Linked DNA regions of Homo sapiens: regions 2 and 3 are each linked to region 1. The links are chromatin loops, found by intact Hi-C in ENCODE. Cell type or tissue: GM12878. All regions are shown on one strand. Region 1 overlaps RGL1 (ral guanine nucleotide dissociation stimulator like 1). Region 2 holds the start of RGL1 (ral guanine nucleotide dissociation stimulator like 1). Region 3 has its middle 19 kb from the start of NCF2.

Region 1 (8,000 bases):
GCGGTACTGAACGATGCTTTGGTGTCGCCCTCATTGACTTTCCTGTGACAGAAATACTGCATTCCCTGTGTAAGGGATCTTGGGAGACTGACTCTGTGATTGACACAATGGAGAGAAAGATCATTTCGAAAGAGTGATGGGTTCAGTGGTAGAAGACATTTTTCCATGGTCACTGAGGAGGTAATTTTACAAGGGCTAATTGCTGTCTCTTCTTCTATGGAAGGGCCTTGGATTCCAGGGACATTAGTTGCTCTTGCAAAGCAAGTTCTCTAGGCCACCAGTTCTCAGTGTGCAATCTATGGCCCGTGGGGTCCCTGAAATCTGTGAGGGGATCCATGAGATCAAAATTATTTTCATGATAATACTAAGATGCTGTTTGTCTTTTCTTTGTGTTGACATTTGCATAGGTATTGCAGAAGCTATGGTGGATGGAATTGCTGGCACAACAGCACAAATCGGTCCAGTGGTTTCTAACTACAAATCTACTAGCTGTCACTGTATTCTTCAGTACCCTGTACTCACAGTAAAAACAAAAACAAAACAAAACAAAGCCAGTCTCACTCACATTTTAACAGACTTTCAGAAATGGAAAACAATGCCACACTTCTCACTCAATAATTTTTGGAAAAAAATAGATATTTTTCATTAAAAAATAAAATTTACATTAACATGCAATGTGTTCATTATTGTTATTTTAAATGAATTAATCAACATTTTGAAAGTTTCTCAGTTTAAATATCTAATGTGGTAAATATCAACAGATACAACCCACATAGTCTGGAGCTCTTTGGAATATTCAATGCTGTTTCAGAGTATAAAGGGGTCCTGAGAACAAAAAGTTTGAGAACTGCTAGTCTCGCCTGAACCTGGACTGATTTATTTCCATCTTCTGGTCAACAGCACACAGCATAATACATTTCAGAAAGGTACGTCCTGTGAGCAAGGTTTCTCCTGAGAGGCCTAACGATTAGAATGAGAGCACGAGAGCAGTGTGTCGTCTCTCCAGAATAAGCCTGTGACATGCGCTGGCAGGATTTTCATGAAAGGTGAGTGCCACCACCTGGTGCAATATAAAGGGCCACAGGAAGGGGTTGGCAGGAGAGGTGATTCTCACAGAGGCAGCCCATTTGCTGGGGAAGGAGGAATCTCAGAGCAGGGGGCAGGGGATCTTCTGCTCACTACCCTCCCAACACTCAGACAGCATGCACAACCTGTGACTCCTCCTGGGCAGTAGAGGTTTGTGCAGTCCAACCACTCACAGTTCCCCCCAGACTGAGCAGAGTGCACGCTGACCAGGCATGTCCCAAAACATAACTGTTTGGTGTACAAATCCATGCTATAATTCAGAGACACTGTAGAGTTATGCAGTGGACATTCTCTCTGATTGGTGCAGGTAAGAGGTGCCAGGTGAACAGACCATGCTGAGCAGGCAGTAACCACATGGAGGACCTTGGCTTCCCTGTGTTTCCTCTACCTCTCGGGTGCTCCTTTATTAGCCCCTCCCTCATTACCACTTGCATTCTGCCTCATCCTACACTCAGTCTCGCGAGACCACGTCCCCCCTGTGGGGTTTGACAACTCCCAGTATTTGATCTCAGCACCAGCCTTGCACCAGCCCATGTTTCTGACCATCTATCAGACAATGCCATCTGATGTCATACTGGTACCTCTGATTTAAATGTCCCTGAATATCCTCCTCTGGTAGTTCATATCTCACAGACCCACCAACTACCCAGACAGCCTCTAGTCCTCCACAACAGTAACCAAAAAGTTGGTAACTAAATGAATGGATTCTACAATTCTACCTCATCAAAAGCTTTCAAAAATCCTCACCATCTCCAGCCACATGACCGTCATTCAAGCCCTTATCCTCTCCTACATGGAACATGATAGCAGCTTCCTAACTTGCTTCCCCGCCTCCAGTCTACCCCGACACTCCAGCAAACACAGTGCCATGACTTTCTTAATGAGCAAATCCCATCACTACTTAAAAGCCTTCAACAAGACCCTATTGCCTGCGGGATTAACACACTCCTCTGTGTGGGCCACAAGGCCCTTTACCACCTGATCTTGGCTCTATTATTTTGCACATTGTGAATAATGCTTTGTGGGCTCCCTTTCTAATTAAAAGTTCCTCAAAGGCAGAAATGTCTCACTCATCTCCCTATCCCCAAAGCCTGATCTAATGACTAGAACGCAATAAATGTTTGATATTTTGTTGACTCAATAAATGCTTTAGCAAAGCTTTTATGTGGAGCCTCCATACCACTTATGCCATATTCAGACCTGAGCTTGTAAGCACTGAGTGTGCCTTCAAAGAGGCGAGTGATAAAGATGAGGAGAGATGTGGAATTAGCTGTGGGATTTTGCTGCAAAGGATAAAGTGATTTCCAATACATGATTATCTCCCATAAACTAAGGAGTTTATATTCTTGTGATAAACCTACCAGACCTCACATACCCAAGGTTATCGCCATGAGAGGCTCTGTGTGTATTCCCAAAAGACTGCCATTATTAAAAATATCTTTGCAATTGTCCTCAGAAACACACAGATTTTACAAGAAGCTCAAAAAGGTCAGTCTCATTTTATAGGCATCGTTCCTCATTAACCCAAACTGTATTTCTAGCTTGATCATCCACTTTATTAACTAGGTTTGATCCAAATGACTAAATGACAAAAATCTGCCATCAGGGGAGTACACTGCTAAGAATGTGTGGAAATTCAATGATAAAACCAGACATATAATTCCATAGGAAGGCTTCCAAAAATGTGTGAGGTTGTGTCATCCTCCCTGGAGCACATTTACACTGTCACCCAAATTGAGAATTTTCAAATGGCTAATACTGACCTAAACGAATAAGTTTTAGCATTTCTTTAAGATGTGAAAATTATATCCTATATACACCATGTGTGTGCATATATATGTATATATATTTTATATACATATATCATTCAGCATCTATGCCCAGGGAGACCTGGAACTGACACACATCCCTTCTGTGTGAATGCATATATGTATATGCTAATATTGAGTGTGCATATTTAGGGCTATTAGTCTGAGCGGCCGACAGACACAGACACACAATCTAAATGGAAACCCGCTCCTGGGTCAGGGCTTGCTCCTCACCATGATGCTCTTGTACATGTTGCCGTTATTGTCTTCCACACTGATGCGGATTATGCAGGTGTCTTCATTCTGTTGGTTGTAAACAGGAGGCAGCACAGTCGAGGTAATGGACGTCACCGAGACAGAGCGCTTGTGGATTTTGGGGTTGTTGTTGCAGGACGGAGGGGAGGAGAGGGGGTTGATTAAGGAAGACATCCCTGAGGAATTTGTGTCCATGGAATGGATAGAAGAACAGGATGAGGAGGACTCAGAGAGCTGGAAGAGTAAACACACCCCAGAAGAAAACAGATTAGAACGCTGGCCAACAGCTTTGCAATTTTCAAAGCAGAGGTAGATATCAAGACTGATAGACTGCAGTTATTTCCTCCACAACAGCCCACAGCACACATGTGTCTCATCCCTGGTGTAAGTACTCTGAGTCCCCATCAGTGGTAGATGCCTATCGGTGACTCAGTGTGACCTAATCACTCTATAAGCACGTGAGGCAAAGCAGTTCTATTTCCCTAGGTTTTAGCTGTTCTTATAGAAGTTAACCAGCAGGTGGCAGCAGACACCAGAAACTGGAGGCAATATGGGTTCCCAAAGAAGTCAGAAGCTTACGGGGCTGGAGGAAAGCCTTGCCAACGCAGTTGATTCAGTCCTACTGCAGTCAGATTTCGTAGTGAGAGAGAAAGTTCTGTATTTTTAGAAGTTTCTAAGAGAAGTACCCCAGATTATACGGCTCTGCATTGAATATTAGTGCTAGAAAGGCCTTGGACATCAACTAGTCCCATACCTGTTCTGCTGAGGAACCTGAGACCCAGGGAGAAAACTGGGGCTCCAGGTCCACACAGCTAGTTGACAGCACCCCTAGAACAGGAACCCAAGCTCCCTGATTCCCACTGTCGAGTTCCCAGAGCAAGCACATGGCCAAGGCTCAGCCTGTGGCTGATGACAATAAGATGAATCAACATAGTATGCTGCTACCTCGGTATGTTTAGTACTGTGAGGCTTATCATGAACTTTCATATTATCTTATCCCATTTTAATTCCACAACTGTCTTGTGAACAAAATGCAGAGCATTATAAAGACGAGGAGAATAAGATTCAGAATATAAAAGTGACTTGCTCAAGGGAAATACAGCCTTTAAGCAGCTTCACCACTTTCCACATTTGCTAGTAGAGCCAACTGTATACATTTTCATGATGTGTATCAAGGACAATTAAGAAATGGAGTACTACAGTTAATATGCTTTTCTGATTAACTACACATTTCTCATCCATGCAATACCAATAACCAAAGAAAGAAGTTATTGGAAGAGGTACTTTTAAAAATCATTAAATTGAACCATTTAAAATACCCATTATTATTGTAGAAAATTATAAAGAATTTCCCGGAATGACTTAAGCTAAATTATACCATGTTAATCCTATAAAATATTCTGGAAGTCATTTATAAAATAAATAACATTTCTTTCATATTTATCTGCCTTTCCATGGAAACAGTATAGAAGTTGAGCTTTCTGGTTATCAGGCTTCTGATTAAAATGGAGTCTATTATCTTATTTCCTGTAGATTTCCTCCTGTGGCATAATTATACATTCAGTTCTATTGCACAGTTAGTTTACAGCCAGCCAGCTGATGTGACAATTCTCATGGGTAGGGGTCTGATTGTGGCTCTATCATAATATGGTTTAGTTTTTGTTTTGGTTTTTGGGTTTTTTTCTTCCTTATGTTCCCAAATGAATCAACTTAGTGGCTCAATTTGAGGACTAACTGATGATAGATAAGTTAATAGCATAAGTTTCTTTGCAGATATATTAGTTAAGGGGGTGCATTTTCCAATTATTCATTCAATTTTTTCGCCTTCATGTTCCTCTATCCAAACTCTATTTCCTTTGTTAGATTTTTCTATGATTCTAGTGACATTTATAGTTAAGATAAAGCCTAGAATATGCCTGGGTTATAGCAGCTCTAAACAGACTGCCTGATGAGCCCCCAAATTCCTATTGAGAATTTAAGAAGTGAGGAGCAAGTGCAAAAATCAATATTTAGAAATCATGATCGGGGAATGAAGAAAGGAATGCAAATAAATTACACTTCACCCTTAAGAGCAACCTCACAGTGCAGCCTGTGGAAAAGGAAGAATGACAGTCTGGAGGACTTTTGGAGAAGGCGGCTGTCACAGGCTCTCAGGTCAGGAAGGAAGTGTGGAGGTCAGCTCAGTCCAGCTATGTGCCAAGCAGGAGAATCACGAGCCTTTCTAGCTAATATGCAGGGATTGTGCAGTCCAGGAGCTACTTGCATCCAAGTGAATCACTGATGTTTAAGAAATGTATGACTCTGAGAAAGGTTCATCCAAAGAATAAAGAGCCATGACTTCTGCAAGAATTTAAAAAGCCAGTCTGATGAGGGATGAGACAAAAAAGATGAAGCAAGGGATGTGCAGGAGAAAGCACACTGGGCTTCTGCATAGTTTTAAAAGGTACCATTTGGACCAATGTACATTTCCACTATGCCACAAGGTGTGACTGTGATTCCATCTCCTTCCTGGAGAGACAGGGAGAAATCCCACAATAATGTGGGCAATACCTCAGTTATTACTTTCCTACAATGTCTACCATCAGAAATGGAGCCTATAAAACCTCAGAGGCTGTGAAAAAGTGAATGATGAGACTGCATTCCAGATTTTGACAAAGCTAATTTGTATGTCAAGTCACGAAGAATGACTACATCCCGGGTTGAGGAAAAATGCCTTTTGAGAGCATGGCCAGTCCGTAGGTGTCCACGAAGGCTTTCTTTCAATATTTAGAGCATGAATGATTGTATCCCCTGGATTTCAAAGCAGAAAGCTAAGAAATCCAACTAGAGCAGCAAATTAGTCATCTCAGTTTGATGAATCCTGAATATGATGCTTTTCCTGGATTGGCTACATTATGACAAAGTCACTTGAGGGTTCCAGGATTACCACTGTTGTTTTAACACCATGTGAAGCAACACACATGTCCCCTTGAAGAGCAGCAGATATAAACCAAGGGATGAAACCATTGCCAACATTCTACCTTACTGACCTAACCATAAGCTAAGGAGCCAGAAGTCACTATTGAGTAAGCTTGGTTAGCCAGAAACCTTCCCCAAATGGTGCAAATTCTAGTTATGTCATAGTTGACTTTCTGATCCAAACCCTTCAACCAACAGATTGAAGCAGATGTGTACAGAAGATTAACACTGATATTGGTGGGGTGCGGTGGCTCATCCCAGCACTTTGGGAGGCCGAAGTGGGTGGATCACCTGAGGTCAGGGGTGTGAGACCAACCTGGCCAACATGGTGAAACTCCATCTCTACTAAAAATACAAAAATTATGCGGGCATGGTGGCACATGCCTGTAATCCCAGCTACTCGGGAGGCTGAGGCAGGAGAATCCCCTGAACCCAGAAGACAGAGGTTGTAGTGAGCCAAGATCGTACCACTGCATTCCAGCCTGGGCAACAGAGTAGTGAGACTTCATCTCAAAAAAAAAAAAAAAAAAAAAAAAAAAAGAAGACTGGTCTTAATTAAGATCTTAAGATTAAGATATTTTGGTTTTTAAATTTTTATTTATGCAGTCACAGAAAATAGAAACTCGACGGAAATTCTTTTATCACCTCTCATCAGTTTCCTTTTTTCCAACATGGGAGAATGTATCCTTGTTACCAATCCCTCATCTTCCCCTGCAGCTGTGCCCTTTGCACTGTGATTTCAGAGTTCCTCCCACTAAAACTGGAGCCTATTTCTCTGCTTCATTTACTTATGTGGAATGTGGCCACATGATTACTTTAGCCAATAGAATGTTGGTTGATACGACTCAAGTAAAGGCTTGACATATGCTTGCGAGTGGGCTTGCCCTCTTGCTTGTCCGTCTTAGCATGCTAAGGGCATGCCCTGGGTAGCCCGTTACTCCAACAATAATGAGAGGCAAGTGGAACAGACCTGGACCAAATCTGTGGCCTAGTGTCAAGCCCAACCTAGATCAGCCAACCAGCAGATACATAAGAGAGATAAATAGTGGTTGTTTTAAGTCACTGACTTTTGGAGTGGCATGCAATGCAACATTATTGTGATAAATGCTTGGCTAAGACAAAACATGGCACCAAGAACCTGACACATCTCCATCTCTGACTTTTTGCTCTTTCTAAGAAGTCCTACTTCCCCTAAATAACTCCAGTGCCTTAAGAGGTGGGTATAGAACAATATTTCAAAGGCCAAATGAATAAACGAAACTGCTTAGTGCTTTTACACCTGTTTCTATTAGTAGTATGTCCCCAAATTGAACTCTTCTTTTGATGCCTGTTCAAAACATGACTTTCAAAATACTATAGAGTGATCCACTTAAAAACAGACATTCCTTGCTGTGGTGTGGCAAAGAGCATGTAGGTGCCTGCATTAGGAATTATGAGAAGGGTTGAGTATATACCTTTTTTTGAGGCTCATCAGGGGTGTCCATGGGAGTAATGGAGCCCTCCTCAGCCTCTGAGTGGTTCGACTCGCAGGATGACACGCTGACAGAGTCCATGCTTTCACCAGAGCTCCCGCTGGCAGTGGACTTGGGCTGCTCTTTGGTGGGAGTGGGACTGGTGATCATGTCAGACCCTAGAAACAGTCTGGAAAAAAACAGAATGCCAAGCATTTGGGCTGTTACAAATCTGGAATCCATGATTAGGCAAATATTTTGTGTTGATTAAGCCCTTGATGTTTTTTCAGTCTTGTGTGTTCTGTCATTATTATTTTAGGAGGACATTCGCTATAAAGTTTCTAACAAATAGTAGTAAACATCTTGTCCCAAAAGAGTATTTCCAACTTCAAAGAACACATAGATTATTCAGTACTAATCTGAAGTCTTTCTAGGTCAATGG
Region 2 (8,000 bases), 110 kb after region 1:
GCAAATGACCCAGAAACTGCCAAAATCTCCAAAGAACTCCAAATCAACTCTACGTCTTGAGATAGCCACACCCATTGGCAACCCAGACACAGAGCTGAGCTTCTCTGGTGGAATGAAGTAACATTTCTTATCTTCCCCCACTTAACCAAAACTTTTCTTGCTCTGTTTATAGAAACTAATTTTTTATGTAAAAAGAATATGATGGTACAAATTAGAATGTTTTACTATGTAGTGCATTTTTGCATATCTTAACATAAAATACGTAAGACAGTCAAAAAATTCTGATTATTTAGAAGGGGGAAGCTTAAAGAGACACATATACCATGGGCAAAGGAAACTAAAGGGAGTGGAATTGGGCAGTGACAAATTCCAGCTAAGCTCTAAAGTGGAAAGGCACAGTATTTACCTTATTTCTCTCATTTTCTTTCTAAGAGTAAAACTCCAAGAGGCTTTTTCTTTATGATTTCACAGAAATAAGAATAAAATATGTTCATAAAATTGTTTTAACAGAATATACACTTTTAAGTATAAGGAATTAATGTGCCTCTTATATTTATGCCATTATGTATTTGCTGGGAGTTGACATGTATTTTGAACTCAGCTGAGTATTCCCTGGATTGGTGAATTGAAATGGATATTCTTGATTACATGTCACATATTCCTAACACAGATCCCAACAGAATTTGAAAGCACTAGCACCAAAAGGATCCAGTGTAATAATATCTCAGGCAATTTAAATTTACTAAATTTTCTTGATTGGTAGAGGCTACCCTATCAGTGGATTAATAATTTTAAAAACGTGTTTCTAAGGTCAAAATTAAAAATACCAGTTGGTTCATTTACACATAGCTGCTAAATTCTGAAATCTACTTTCTAAAGCCTAAATTAAACATTCCAATAGACACATATAATGCAACCCAAGGGCCTGTTTTCCTAGATGAAAACAAGGATGACCAACTATAAACTAAAGGCTCCTCTAGGGCTTATCTCCTTACAATTCTAAAATCCCACTCCTGCACTTTCCAACCACACATAATTGTAATGCTAGCCAATGCTTTTTAACTCATGCATTGCCTTTTTTTTCTTCAACATTCAGCAGCAAGAGAAGTACAACTGGACCTCTTGGTTTTAAAAGGCACTGGGGAATGTTCGTTAAAATGAATAATTGATACCTTTGTGCCCTGCTTTGTTCTCGAATGGGTGTAAGACAGCTATAATCATTACCTAATTGATTTTTCTTGCTCCCATGCCCCTTTCTTCTTCTTTGTAAGTGAACATCTTCATGTAGACTTTGTTTTAAATGAGAACCAACTATGCATTCATACTTATAAAAACAATATTAGTCCCCCAAAGAAGGATGAGGCATGACCTATTCATTCAACAAACATGTATTGAGTTTCTGCCAACTAGATGGCCATGGTTGCAAGCTTACAGTCTAATGGAAGATAACAAACAAGTAAACAGGCAATTACAACAGAGTGAGGTAAATGCACAACAGTGAGACGCAGAATGCCTCTGGAGCACACAGAAGGGACGCCTCATCCAGAGCTGGGGGATTAGAGAAGGCTCCCAGAAGTGAAATTAGCTGAAAACTCCAGGAACTGTATGCCATTTGAAGGCAACATGGATAGCAACACCATGAAAATGCCAGGTAGAGTCAATCTAAATAGAACATCCAAGTGAGAGTCAACTTCTCAATCCAGATGTGACAAATGGTTATCTTACCACAGTCCCCACATAACCCATGATTGGCCACAATTTGCCCAAATGCCACGTTCTATGACCTAATGTTTCTAGGTTCTTTTATTTCTACATATATTCAACTTTCTCCATTCTATTTCCCTCTCTTTACCAGACTCCCATCTATCTTGCATTTCAACTCAGTCCCACAAACATTTATCAAGAGCCTATGTGGGAAACGGTGTGACAAACACTGGACACAGGGCAGAAAGGCCTCAGTGCCCCACCACAAGGACTGCATGACCACAGAAGTACAGGACTAAGAAGAGCCACGTGACTAACCACTGATCATTCCACTGCCCACAAATTTTGCAGAAGTGACCTAGCACTCACAATCTTGCTTGTAAAAAAAATATCCTCACTTGGAACTTATCTTAGGCTGACATGTTTTTTGGACCCTGAGTCTGTCATATTCTGAAGACAACAGCATGAACTTCTGACACCAAAGCCCTTCCCAAACAGTTGAATTCTTTTCCTCTGTCCCTTTGAGTATTCATCCTGAAATGTTACACTTCCTGCTTCCAGAGGATACTGATATTTTCTTAACTCTTTTCTATATTATTCACTGTCCATATACAACCACAACACTGGGACCAAAGACAAATAACAAGTTTTGACACTTTGCTCTTCCAAAAATCACAAGATAAGTGAATGTCTGGGTGAAATTACTTCTTTTTTTAAGAGACAGAGTCTCACTCTCTCACTCAGGCTAGAGTGCAGTGGTGCAATCATGGCTCGCTACAGCCTTGACCACCCTGGCTCACGCGATCCTCCCACCTCAGCCTCCCAAGTAGCTGGGACTACAGGCACACACCACCACACTCAGCTAATTTTTTAATTTTATTTTTATTTTTAGTAGAGACAGGGTCTTGCTATGTTGCCCAGGCTGGTCTTGAGCTCCCAGCCTCAAGCAAATTAGCCTGCCTTGGCCTCTCAAAGTGCTGGGATTACAAGAATGAGCCACTGTGCTAGGCTCGGAATTGCTCTTTAATGTCTCTTCCAATCCTAAGATTTTTTAAATTTTGTGACATAATTGAAGTCATTTTTCTTCGAGAATTATAGGTGGGTAAAATTATCCCAGCCAAAGATGTTATTGTAAAGGGAAAATGGGTCAGTATTTCAATAATATTTGGTTTTTCAAAGTTGCCAATATAATCTCACCGTCAATGGGCAAGGATGCAGCTGCACGTACAAGTAAACTGGGCCTGGGACATACTTGGTTGTAGTTTTCCAAACACAGAGTTTTACTTTAAAAGATCAACTGAACACAGAATTTAACAGACAAAATAAAAAAGAATGACCTAAATGTTTTGGACTGTATAATACTTCACATCTGAGGATATGTAATTATTTTGCTCTCCTCCCCAAAATTGAATCTTAATTATGTTTTGAGATCTGAATACTAGAAAATACAAAAATTATGTTCCATCTTTTAGGCATCTGGAATAAGCATTACAGACACGTAACAAAGCTATGCCTATCCTCACATGCTACATAACCTCATACGTATCTTCATATCTTCAATGCACCCTGCTTTAAACCTCCAAAATGGGGAGTTTATCAGTGAGATCATAGCTTCGCAACAAATATCTCAATTTGCAGCTCAAGTTATCATTCTAGACATGAAGAAAAGAAAGTTACATCTCTCCAGTCTTGCAACATTAGGGAAAAGCACACCCAAAGCATCCTCAGTCTTTTGAGCCAATGTTCTTTTCTACTACTATGGAAACAGCCTTAAGGTCCCAGGAAATTCTTCACAACAAAGAGCCAACCATCTGGATTTGAATCTGGTGTTTACCACTTCATAGCTGTGTGACCCTGGCAAACAATTTAACCTCTCTGGGCATTAGTCTCCTCATGTTAAAAAAAAAAAAAAGAGAGAGAGAGAGATCATCACAACACCACCTTCCTCAGAAGGTTGTTGTCATATTGCAATAATTTCCTCACCTGACCCCACTCTCTAGTAACTCTGAAACTAGTTACTTTGAAGAATTTTGAAAGGGTACTGGAATACAGGAAAACAAACATGGGGAAGCCACTCAGTTCTAAAGAGAAAGGTTTGTAATTGCTATGGCTCAATGGGTTGAGTCACATTTAATTAAGTCTGGAATTTTCAAGGACAAAAACAGAACTTCCCAACAGGACACCTAAGACAAGAAAACACGTAGATTAGAGCTGGAGAGCCCCTAGGAACTTGCAATAAAGGAGTAGGCTGGTAGCAGTAAATCACACTTTGTTGAAATGGGGGCGAGGGGGACAGATTCCTCCATCAACTAGAGCCAATCTTTTCACATTATCCTCCTTCTCAGTATTTCATATCTACTGTTGAATCCAGGGTGAATTAACTCTGAACTCTGTATAAATTTGAGAACACTGAGAGAAGGGAGAGAGAAGAAAAGAAGTGAAGTCTAGTGAAGAGAACAGTCAGTGGGGATTACTAAATAACTCTGAGCATCTAAATACATGACAGTTTGTAGATGTGGGGCCTACAGAGTGAACCCCTCCATTTCCAATGACTTACTCATAACTAATGTTGTATATGGCTGAAAACTAAAACAGTCACCCAAGCAAAGTCAGTCTCATTAGAAAGAGAGGAATAACCTGATACCAAAAAAATGTAATGACCCTTTTGAAGACAACTGGTTCAGAAGTTGTGAATCATTCTGAAATAGCTAGAGGCCAAACCACATGGACGCCACATTTAAATAAAATACATACACACAACCACCAAAAACAAAGTGATGACTTGTCAGAACTCTAGTTCTGCTTTCCCTATCAGGTCTGCTAGTGATATACATAATTAATTTTAAAATCATATTCTGAGTAAGGTAGGTACTTGGTAAGTGAAGACCTCTAGTTCTCACTGGAAAGCTCCTATCTTTCCAGACCACACCTGCAGATGTCATTAACAATTTCTGGCCCTCATGGGTGATACCTTGGCCCAAAGTACAGTAGCAGGAAAGGCCTGAGCTGAAGCAGCTGGGGAAGCCCAAAGCAATGAATGCCTGTGTCAGCAGACTCATGGCAGAGGAAGTGATTGCTGCCGGCCATGGGCCACCATCCTGCCTTAAACTCCCTGGAGTTACAAGTCACACGTTACCACTACTCTTAACAGGAGGCCCTGTGCAATTTTGTGTCCTATCCTCCTTCACACTCCACCTTTGAATGCTGCTCAAAATATTCTGAATTTTCAGAGACTCCAAGCCGCTAAAGATGGGATGCAAGTGCATAAATCTTCAACACTCTGAAGCCCATCGGCTAAAATAAGGCCAGCCAGGTGAAATCACACTCCACCCCCTCTATTCAGCCAACCATTATTTTCTTTCTCAAGGCTTTTTGGGTCGCCTCTCACCGCCTGGTCTGAGAACTACTTCTCCTTCCAGATCAAGAATCCCTTCATTCTTCCACATGTTTGACATTTGCCCAAGTAGTGATCCTGTCGCTGAGCTTTCCATTTCTCATATTCGCTTTATTTGGGATGTGTTGAAGGATCTACTAGGTGATACCTACAAACTTGCATGACCTCACCCAATATTTTACAATCTCAGTGGAAAAGAGTCCTGTTTACAGAAGCAGCATTTTTCCAAAGGCCCACCACTCTACACACAAAGTAGTGGGTACTAAGCATCCATTTGCCTCCTCCCAAGATATAGAAAAGAGATCACAATAGGAAATCTACCACCCCTCAAAGGATGCAGACTTGGAATGCTCTGTCTCCTGAGCAATCTGGGTACCTCCTAGAGATATAGGAGCAAGGCAGACGCTGACAGCATCAATTGGGGGAGGGCAGAGAGAGACAAGGGTGGCTTCTGGGCAAAGCTGCTTATGGCTCTTGTCTAAGAGAGTGCTGCTCTCTGGGCCTGTATTCTGTGTGTCATTTTCTGCCACTCCACCCCCAATCTATTTGCCAAAGACCTCAAGATGTTTCTAAGAGGTTCTGAATTATTGACAAACCTAGGGAAGATGCTTTTGAAAACATTAAATACAAAAAGAGACCTGTTCAGCTAGTGCAAACACTTGGTCATTAGCATTTTCCTTTTTAAAGCGAAAAGAGGAAAAAAAAAAAAGCCTGCCTCTGTTAAATAATAATGATATTCACAGAACGACAGACACTGAAATTCCAAAGTTCACCATCTCGCCAGCTTTACTCACCCCTAGCCATCTTGCTCCTTTATTGGCAGCCTGTTGAATCTGGACTCTTTTGAGGGTGACATGGTAAACAGCTCCTTCCTCTACCTCTTCACCCCAGTCCTGAATCGAGCTCTGCCAGGGACGGGATAAAGAGAAAGAAAAAGAGTATTTTTTTCCTCTCTGCTAACCACAATCTATCCCAGCTGCCTTGCTGCTTACAACAGCACTCAGGGCACAAGATGGGCTGTTCAAAATAAATATTACAATCCGCAATACAAGACACATTTTGATAGAGGGAATGCTGAGATTTTCTTGGCTTGCAGTCCCTTCCTGTGGTATCAGGATCCCCTGACTTTTCCATTTAGTTATTTCTCCTAGACTTGCTCACATATCTTAAATAGTTTTGTTTTGAAGTCTTTCTTTTTCTTTACAAAGAAACTAGATTAGTCCTGATTAACTTGTCCCCCTTAAGTGAAAGGAAAAATAATTCTTTGTAAAAAAAAAAAAAAAAAAAAAAAAAAAAAAAAAAAAAAAAGAAAAGAAAAGAAAAAGAAAAAGAAAAAAAGAAAAGAATAAGTCTGTACTTTTTAGAGTGGCTCGGTCATTGAAGAAACCAGATTTTAAACTCAGACACAAACAAGTGTTTAAAACGCCAAGAGTCCTCACTCCTTTGGAAGTGAAGTGGTTTGCTTGTCTTTTCTCCTCATTGTTTTGGAGCCCACAAAGTTAGCGGGGGTGGAAAGTTTTTATTTCCGTAAAATAATCTGGCAAGTGCAGAAAAAGCAACACATCATCAGGCAGCTTCTACTAAAATCTGTGCAGCGACCCCCTGGATTTCCATGTCCCCAGCTAAACCTGAGGTTTGTGTTAAAGAGCCGCTGGGACGCAGAAGCGCTCCGCGGTTCACCCACACTAACAGTTCTTTTTCCTTCAAAGTTCTCCCCTCCTGACATGCATCTGCCCCAGACACACCACAGGCAATTGCTGAGAAAGTAGGTACGGTTGAAAGGGAGAAGACACGCAGAGAGAGAGGAATACAAAGCGGAGTGAGAGAGCTTTAGCTCACAAGTATGGAATCGGATTGCTCCGTTCACTCCGAGGGAGTCCAAAACACGCCCAGCGAAAGCGGGAGAAGATTCCCCACCAGAGAAGCCTCGGGAGAAGGCAGAGAGCTCTCGTTACCATTTTAGCTTGCCAAAGCAATTTCATTCTCAGTTTTCTCTCCGGTGCGCGAACGCTGCATGATGCGCCCTGCTCGGAGGCCAACGCAATGTCTGCTGGGCTCAGCCCCGCGGCGCCTCGCCCCGGTCCCGGTCCCGAGCGACCGCAGCGCACAGACACGCGCCGCGCTGCCCCCGCCGCCGCCGGTGCGCGCGACTCGGGCCACAAAGGGAGCGCGGCGAGCGAGCGAGCAAGCGAGGAGCAGACTCCTCCCCACGCCACTCCGTGATGTAAGGCTTTCCTGTTTGTGCTTGTGAGCACACTCTCCCTTTCTTCAGTCCCATGGATAAAGTCAGCATGAAAGCGTTTCTCCAGTTCTGAAGGTGATTGGGAAACAACACTTTCAAGTTTATCAGGTTTTCCTGACGGTCACCAGGTGCCAAAATAGAACTGAGTGTGGGATGGAGGATTTGTGTGTGTCTTCTTCCTTCGCTAAAACAATGGAAGGAGAAAGTCCAAAAAACTTCCATTATCTGCCTATTATCTATTTTGATTTTAGAATAATTAAGTCAGAATGACCCCAGTGAGAGCCGCAATACTAGACGCCAGGAAGTTTTTCATTAGGACAGAGGATAAGGTCAGAGGACACCCGGGTATTCCAAAACCATGCCCAGGGGCTATACCCTCTCCTGCATCAGCACACTGCCAACAGGAAATCGCGCTGGGCTTTTCACCACCCCAATTACCCAGTAACTGGCCATTGGGGGTGGGAAGGGAACAAAGCAGGGTAAGGTTTTGCTAGGACTGACAGTGTCCTGGAGGTTCTGTGAGTCTTTGTGAGTAGCCACCATGGGTTGAGTTGCCTGTACTGTAGGGACACAGTAGGATCATAGCCACAGGGAAAAGTTCTTCATCAGATGACTACCAGCAGGAGTTTTATCATAATGGAAAGATCTGCTATAGGGATA
Region 3 (8,000 bases), 310 kb after region 1:
AGGCTTCTGATTGATCCAGCTTGAGTCTAGACTCAACCTCTAGATCAGTCAACTGAGACCTAGTCTGGATCACATTTTACTAATATAGTGACTTTCACTGTAACTCTGTAGATGGAGTGTAAGGACCAAAAGGTCTCAGAAATGAGATTCTTATTACACAAAATAATAAATGTGTGTTTCATACATAGGTTGTGCTAGGTTAGGGTCCATGGATTATTTATCTTTGGTCACTTTATGAAACCTTGTGCATAATTGGGGTCCCTTATATTTATTGAAGTATTAGGCAGCTTTTGGTGAATAAATGAATATAGGTATTATTGCCCCATTTTAATGAGGTTAACTTAGAGAAGTATATTGCCTAGAAAAAATACATGTTATGGTGATCAACTAGAATTTAGGTGTCTGATTATTAACAAGACTTTTTTCACTTCAAGAAGGACTGCAAATAGAGTCTTATAAGAAGTATGGGCAATGTGGTATAAAAAACGAGTTTTTACTTTGGAAAAACAGATTCAGCAAGCTATGTGGCCTCTGTCCAGTAACTTAACCTTTCTGAGCCTGTTTCTTCGTCTGTAAAGTAAACATAATATCATCTACAACATGAAGTTGTTATGAGGCATAAATCAATAAGGCGTGCCATATGTCTGGCTTATCTAGTAGGTTTTCAAGTAAGTTATATTTCCTTTATGTGCTAATTGATGGATTGATCTGGGTTTTACCTGGATTCATTTCTCAAATTTTCATCTATCTTATGTGTCTGCATGTTATTCTATTTGAACCTACCATTTTTTAAATTTTGTTTTTATTTTTTAGGGGGTAGACTCTGGGAGGCCAGAAACTATGTCTATAGAAATTACTCTTTTTAAAGAATACCAAGCAAAAGGCTAACTATGCCTGGGAATTGTAAACATGCTATTTGATGATAACAATATCAAGATTACTGTTAACTGCATAACTGGTCTCCTGACTGGTGATCTTCAACCAATTCTCTACACAGCAAGATATTTTTAATCAAAAAATTTAAAATCAAAATTATATTTTTCTACTTCTTAAAAGGCTTTAAAGGCTTCCCATTGCTTTTAGTATCAAATCCAAACTCTTCAGTATGGCCACACAATTTTGTGTGGCCTGACCTCTGTCTTCAGCCTCACTGCCCATCCTTCATCTCTGAGTCCTAGTCACAGTGGCTTTCCCTCTGCCACTCTGCTCCTTCTAGCACAGGGCCTTTGCACATGCTACTTCCTCTGCCTGGTATGCTCGTCTCCTATCCTTCCCATTCACCAAACTCCTCATTCAGTTCACTTTCTCAGAGAAACTGTTCCTAACCCCATCTATCTAAATTAGATCCTCCTCAACCAGGCACAGTGGCTCATACCTATAATCCCATCACTTTGGGAGGCTGAGGCGGGAGGATCACTTGAGCCCATGAGTTCAAGACCAGCCTGGGCAACATAGGGCGACCCCATCTCAAAAAAAAAAAAAAAAATAGCTAGATGTGGTAGTGCACACCCATGCTCCCAGCTAATTGGGAGGCTGAGGCAGGAGGATCACCTGAGCCCTGGAGATCGAGGCTGCAGTGAGCCATGGTCATGCCACTGCACTCTAGCCTTGGTGACAGAGTAAGACTCTGTCTCAAAAAATGTGTATAATAAATAAATAAATAAAGCTCCCCTCATAGCCTTGACTAGATATTGCCCTTTTCCCATGTAGTGCTTGGCATTATTGTAATTTATGTTTATTATTTGTATTTTACAAATATGATTATTTGATTATCTGTCTCACCACTACATGGCCCACTCCATGCAGACAGGCAGTGTGTCTGTTTCTGCTCACCTCAGATCTCCCATGTCTAGCACCCAGTACAAATTACTTGTCTGTTACTAGACAAGGTAACTATGTCTAGTTGCCCAGTAGATAGCAGGTATGCAGAAAATATTGGTTGAATACCTAAATGCTGAACAATAAAACGGACAAAGAATGTATTTGCTACCAATTGCTACATAACAAATTACTCTACAACATAGTAGCTTAGAACAACAATGATTATTAAGACCTCTCGTTGAAAATATGTATACAAAAGAGGCAGGGCACCATTCCTTGGAGGCTTCTCTACCCTCCCTAGAAGGCTTAGTTTCCAAATTCAGAAATCCTAGACAGTGAAGGTCATAAGAGGTGATCTTCCATACAGATATAGTTAATTTACATGTTATTGCCCCCAACAACATGTTTCTGCCCCATTCGAATGACTAGAAGGTCAATTTAGTTTTCCTACTCTATCACTTATCTACTGCTACATTAAAAATTACCATCAAACTTAGAGGCTTAAAACAACATGTATTTATTTATTATCCACAGTTGCTGGGGGTTGGGACTTTGAGCACAGCTAAGCTGGGTCCTCTGGCTGAGGGTGTCCCCCAGGCTACAATTAAGAGGTGGGGCTGGAAGCTGCACTCATCTCAAGGTTCAACAAAGGCAGTGCCAGTTTTGCACAGGTTGCTGGACTAAGGACCTCAGTGTATCCTGCCTGGCTCAACCCCAAACACATCTCTCTTCAGGATGCTGAGAGAACAAAAGACCTGTGGAACTTCTGCCCTGAGCTCCAGCCTGTCCCAAGTGAAGCCCCTGGTGTTGGCCCTGAGCCCTTTGCTCAGCAATGGTGCATTCATTGTCGATAGTGAACAGTTCCAGGGATGGAGTAACAGGAGACAGGAGAGCATCTCAGCACAAACAAAATTTGCGACGTGATACTGTGAAGTATTCATGGATGAGTCCCCCACCCACCCTCCCTTTTATTTTGTGACTTCCTCCACCTGCCCCCATTCCTGTGGAGAAGCAAGAGGCTGCCATTTGTCCTACAGAATAGCCACGGTGGAGCCAGAGAAAAGAAATGACAAATAGTTGGCAATGGTCCACAAGTCCCAGTGAAAGACAGGATGAAGAGTGTTTGCTGACCAGTCTCCACTCTCCACCAGCCTTTCCTCTTCCAGCCACACCCTGCTCCTGCCCTCCCCTCCACCCCCCAGAAGATTAAGAAGGGAGAGAGACCAGCTGGGGGAGAAACAAAAGTTATACCCTGGACAGGGATGCTGGAGTCCAGAGGAGGGATGCTGGAAGCCCACCTCTCCCAGAAATAGCTAGCTTCAAAGGGAGATATGACAGACCCCTGAGAAAAGTTTGGGGATTTCAGAGTAGGGAAACTTGAGTAGGTTTAAACGTGAAGTGCCTAAGAATGCCTGGAACTGAATGAGATTATATTTTCTGCCAGAAGAAACAGAACTAAAAATAGAGAGTTTGGAAAAAATACAGACTTTTGTTTTTAGTATTTGTATTAGTGGGAATATGCATATTTGCCACAGAAGTGCAATTTTCTGAAGTGGATGTTTTTTGCTTTTGTTCTGCATCCCTCTTATCGTGAAGACATGTTTTCTAAGTCTAGAAATCACATGTATACTAACTGGTACAGTTTTAAAAAGAAAAAAAAAAGGATAATTATGGTTCAGCTCCAGCCCTCTGGAGATTTTCATCCGGAATGTCAGCTTAGATACCGAATGGGAAAATAGAGGGCACTAGATTTCCCCTCTACCCTTGCCAAAAAGATATGTTTCCCAGGCCCCTGTGCCCGGGCCTGCCAGACCCAATTAGAGAAAAAGAACCACATGACACTAAGGCTCATTTCACAGCCCTTTTTACTTCCCTGTTCTGAATGTGACTCAGGAGACACCCAGAAACTGGATGAGGATGAGAGAGCTCCATTTATCATTTCACAAGTGCCGCCTGGTGGCCTGCTATGGAGCATGCAAAAAGAGAGACTATGAATAAGATTCATGCAAAAGAGACACTATGAATTCTCAAGCCTGGACTCACCACCCGTGCCTGGGTCCTTTCTCCTCTGCCCTCCTCACACCCTAGCCTATCCTTGGCCTCCCCCAGAAGCAGAAAGTCTCCTCTTTTTCACCCTGGATGTGGGTGGTTTAGTTCTGAGACCTGAATTGGGGGATCAATTGGCCAAAAGTAACAGGTGTTTTCCCTCCAAGTTCAGGAAGAGCAAATGAACCTAAGAGTCTATGATTTTACCTCCCCAAATGGGTGCTGGGTGGACGGAAGCATGGAGTAATCAGCAGAAGTACAGAAACCTCAACTTGAATGATTAAATGCTTGGGAAATAACTTCTAAAGCAACAGCGATAATGACAACCAATCAAATGCTGGCTTGAGATGCAGCAAACTGGACCCCAAAGAGCCATCTGAGGTCTAGACAGGTGCTTTAGTTTCACACATTATAAAAGGCACAGAAAATCTTACTGAAGGCCAAGGGGCTGAAAGATAGCCAAAGAAAAAAGAAAAAAGAAACAGACATCCTTTTGGTTCACTGAAGTGGCACATCAGAACAGCCAATCTTCTGGAACACTTTAATTCTGGAACAAGGCAGAATTCATTTGAATATATGTGTTCAAAGTCCTAGGAAATTAAGCACAAGGCAGTGACATCTTCTGGAAATGGTATCCAGCCCATACCACATAGAGCTTATAGGAGTCCCTCCTTATCCATGCTTTCACTTTCTGATGTTTCCTTTACCTGAGGTTTCAGTTACCCCTGGTCAACTGCAGTCCCAAAATATTCCATGGAAAATTCCAGAAATTAGTAATTCATAGTTTTAAATGCACATCATTCTGAGTAACATGATGAAATCTCATACAATCAGGATCTACCCTGCCTAGGATGTGAATCATCCCTTTGTCCAGTGTATCCACACTGTATATGCTCCCTACTCATTACTATACAGCAAAAAACATAGTGTATATAGGGCTTGGTACTATCTGAGGTTTCAGGGATCCACTGGGGGTCTTGGAATGCATCCACTGCAGATAAGGGGGGACTACTGTATTTTCTTTTTTTGTTTGTTTGTTTGAGAAAGAGTCTCACTCTGTTTCTCAGGCTGGAGTGCAGTGGCCTGATCTCAGCTCACTGCAACCTCTGCCTCCCAGGCTCAAGCAATTCTCCTGCCTCAGCCTCCCAAGTAGCTGGGATTACAGATGCCCACCACCAGCCTGGCTAATTTTTGTATTTTTAGTAGAGACAGAGTTTCACCATGTTGGCCAGGCTGGTCTCGAACTCCTGACTTCAGGTGATCTACCTGCCTCAGCCTCCCAAAGTGCTAAGATTACACGCATGAGCCACCGTGCCCAGCCAACTACTGTATTTTCATTTGGCCTAGCACTGTTCCCTGAAGGTTTTACCCAAGCCCTTCTATATAATCCTGAATTACATATAAGATTTTTCAGGGCAAGGATCACATCCTAGTCTTTGCTCAAGAGACCACTGCCAAATGTGAATTGGTGCTTTGTAATGATTTGAAGACTTAACTAAGTTTGCCATCAACCCTAGATTTCAGTTCTCCTTTTCCTTTTCTTAGTTAAAACAACAGTGAGAATAAGGACTGATGAGAAAATGATCACAATGTAGTTTAGAAGATATTAATATTAATAATTAATTCACAGATACAGCATTTTGAATTTTGCATAAACAAAATGAAGGAATTGCTAGACCTTGAATTGCTAAACTTAAAAGCATGACCATTTGGCCTAAAGATATAACAAAGAGCCAATTTGTTAATTAGTTACCTGAATTGAGTAGGTAGTATCTGATATTTAAAGCTACTTCATGGTCAACTAAACACATTTTTTTCTTCCTCAGAACTCTATCTTGAAAAAAAACCAAAGTCCTCTGCAAAAGGACATTTCCTGTTTGTGAACTGTGCGGTGCTCTTCCTCAGGCCCGGTAGGCCAACCCCACTGTGTGTCTGGGTGTCCAGCTGGTACCCAGTTTGCTCTAGAACCTAGAATCTGAAAACAGCTCAGTGGGAACATCAGCAGATGACACAGATTTTTTCCAGAGAGTTAAAATGAAAGTCCCAGGGTGCCAAGATTCATCTGCTTCTTCCTCAGGCAGAGAAAATCTAAGTAGTTGAGTGTCTCTATGTGGCTTTGGCAAATTACATTAGCAGGACTTTATTTGTAGTTTCACAAATAATCTCGGGAAAGCTAGAAGGCACCAAACTCCAGTCCTACTATTAAAGAGCAGGACAATCAGATCCTCTGCCTAGATTTTCTTTTGTCTTTTATTTGTTTGTTTTAGACAGGGTCTCACTCTGTAGCCCAGGCTGGAGTGTAGTGCCACAATCATGGCTCACTGCAACGTCAACCTCCCTGGCTTACAAGATCCTCCTACCTCAGCCTCCCAAGTAACTGAGACTACAGGTGTGTGCCACCACACTGGGCTAATTTTTTTAATTTTTTATTTGTAGAGACAGGGTCTCATTTTGTTGCTCAGGCTGGTCTCGAACTCCTGGGCTGAAGTGATCCTCCTGCCTCAGCCTCCCAAAGTGCTGAGATTACAGCCTCCCAAAGTGCTAGGCACACCTGCCCCCCGCTGCCTACCTTTCTGTCAAGATGTCCCAGCCCAAGCCAGGGAAGAAATCTGGGAACGTGCAGGTGGCCCTATGGGATTTGAAAAGGCAGTTAGGTCCAGGGAGCTCACTGACAGCATGGATGGAGCTACAGGCCCAGCTCCCTTCAGCCAGCACCTTTGAGGCTGAGGCAATGGGGTGAGCTCTTAGGAGGCCAGCACCACAGCTCAAACAGGAAAAACACAGCACCATGCCAGGAACTCCAAATTCCAAATGTCTTGGACATTTTTAAAAGGAGTCCCTCCTTATCCATGCTTTCATGGCTTTCATATCCATGCTTTCCTTAACCATGCTTTCATATCCATGGCTATTTTGTATTTATTTTTACATGTATTTACCTTTACAGAAACTTGTTTTGGTCCCCATGGTAAGGAAACATTTCTAGTTTATTTAAACTTTTAAATGTTAGGAGGCAAGGCTGTGAATTCAAGTATGAAGTCCCTCAAGATACAATGTGCCCTAGCAGGCTCTCATGCTGACTTCTCCTGCTCCCAACCTCTTCCCCAGTTGCCAAGTTCTGGCCTTAGTCCCTGCTACCCTCAAGAAATGACAGCTTTTGTACTTGTGTCAGTAGAAGGGTTTGGGTCTATCAGGTCATGGATCAGAATTTTAGAACACTTCTAAGGGCCAAGTCATTCCCTGCCCTAGGCAGAATAGCATCTCTGCTTTTATTGTTTGTTTGCTTGTTTGCTTTTCAAGACAAGGTCTCTGTCGCCCAGGGTGGAGTACAGTGGCAGGATCACCACGGCTCACTGCAGCCTCAACTTCCCAAGGCTCAGGTGATCCTCCTGCCACAGCCCCCTGAGTAGCTGTAACTACAGGCACATGCCATTGCATCCGGCTAATTTTTGTATTTTTTTGTAAAGACGGGGTTTCATCATGTTGCCCAGGCTGGTCTTGAACTCCTGAGCCCAAGTGATCTGCCTGCCTTGGCCTCCCAAAGTGCTGGGATTACACGGGTCAGCCACTCACTGTGCCTGGCCCATCATGTTTGTTCTTAATAGGAAAAAATAACCAGGTTTATGGCTGAAATGTCTTTGACATGCTTTGGATTCCAGGAAAGAAAAAAATAAAATGTATTTAGATTCAATGAAATGCTGGGGAGGTGGCAATTTCTCTTTCCCTCTTCTCTACAGAGCACAGATTGGCTTTAGAGTCAGACAAACCTGGGTTTAATCCTCATCATTTATGAGGTCTGTAACCTTAAACAAGTGATTAATACTTAACCTAAGAATTAGCTTCTTTTACTATCAATGGATTTGGGTAAGGAACAAATGAAATGATGCATATCAAGCACTTCAGAGCTTTCTTGGCACATAAGAACTTATAGAGAATAACTGTTACTGCCAGGACCTCTCCTGCCCCTGAAGGATTCTAAGCCTCTGCAGCCACAGCAATCAGATATATAATTGTCTTCAGGGCAAAGCTTGCAAATATGGACTCAGGCTCACCTTTGGGGAGCCACCATGACAATGGGCAGTGACAGTAGAAAAAGAGGTTGTAGCGGAGAAGGTGTCGGGCAGGTCCTGCTCATT

Evidence for each region. Hi-C counts contacts between places; a loop is a spot of excess contacts. Peaks named below come from ENCODE experiments on the same cell type or tissue, not always from the same donor. Only the 100,000 strongest peaks of a DNase experiment are listed, where the experiment ranks them.
Region 2: it touches region 1 in a loop (5-fold over the local background); 28 of 110 quality-filtered maps call a loop at or near these places.
Region 3: it touches region 1 in a loop (9-fold over the local background); 5 of 110 quality-filtered maps call a loop at or near these places.

The regions. Positions count from the first base shown.
Region 1 is chr1:183,911,830-183,919,829 of GRCh38, reverse strand. It overlaps RGL1 (ral guanine nucleotide dissociation stimulator like 1), which reads right to left. Exons shown (of 18, transcript NM_001297671.3): 15 at 7,562-7,748; 16 at 3,129-3,383. Among named protein-coding and RNA genes, the nearest start is that of RGL1, 110 kb to the right of the region's middle. RefSeq lists a silencer at 855-1,044 and enhancers at 3,596-3,785, 7,483-7,652. In GM12878, a CTCF peak has its summit at 3,670 (motif pointing right); DNase peaks (open chromatin) are centred at 3,679 and 7,339; H3K4me3 peaks cover 506 bases; H3K27ac peaks cover 2,621 bases.
Region 2 is chr1:183,804,378-183,812,377 of GRCh38, reverse strand. It overlaps RGL1 (ral guanine nucleotide dissociation stimulator like 1), which reads right to left and starts at 7,258. Exons shown (of 18, transcript NM_001297671.3): 1 at 7,054-7,258; 2 at 5,893-6,003. The coding sequence starts at 7,080. RefSeq lists enhancers at 4,786-4,835, 5,579-5,638. In GM12878, no CTCF peak of the experiment used is centred here; DNase peaks (open chromatin) are centred at 2,007, 4,427 and 6,858; H3K4me3 peaks cover 6,994 bases; H3K27ac peaks cover 5,713 bases.
Region 3 is chr1:183,605,203-183,613,202 of GRCh38, reverse strand. No RefSeq gene overlaps it. Among named protein-coding and RNA genes, the nearest start is that of NCF2, 19 kb to the right of the region's middle. RefSeq lists enhancers at 939-1,446, 3,821-3,970. In GM12878, a CTCF peak has its summit at 3,776 (motif pointing left); DNase peaks (open chromatin) are centred at 3,736 and 5,803; H3K27ac peaks cover 3,861 bases.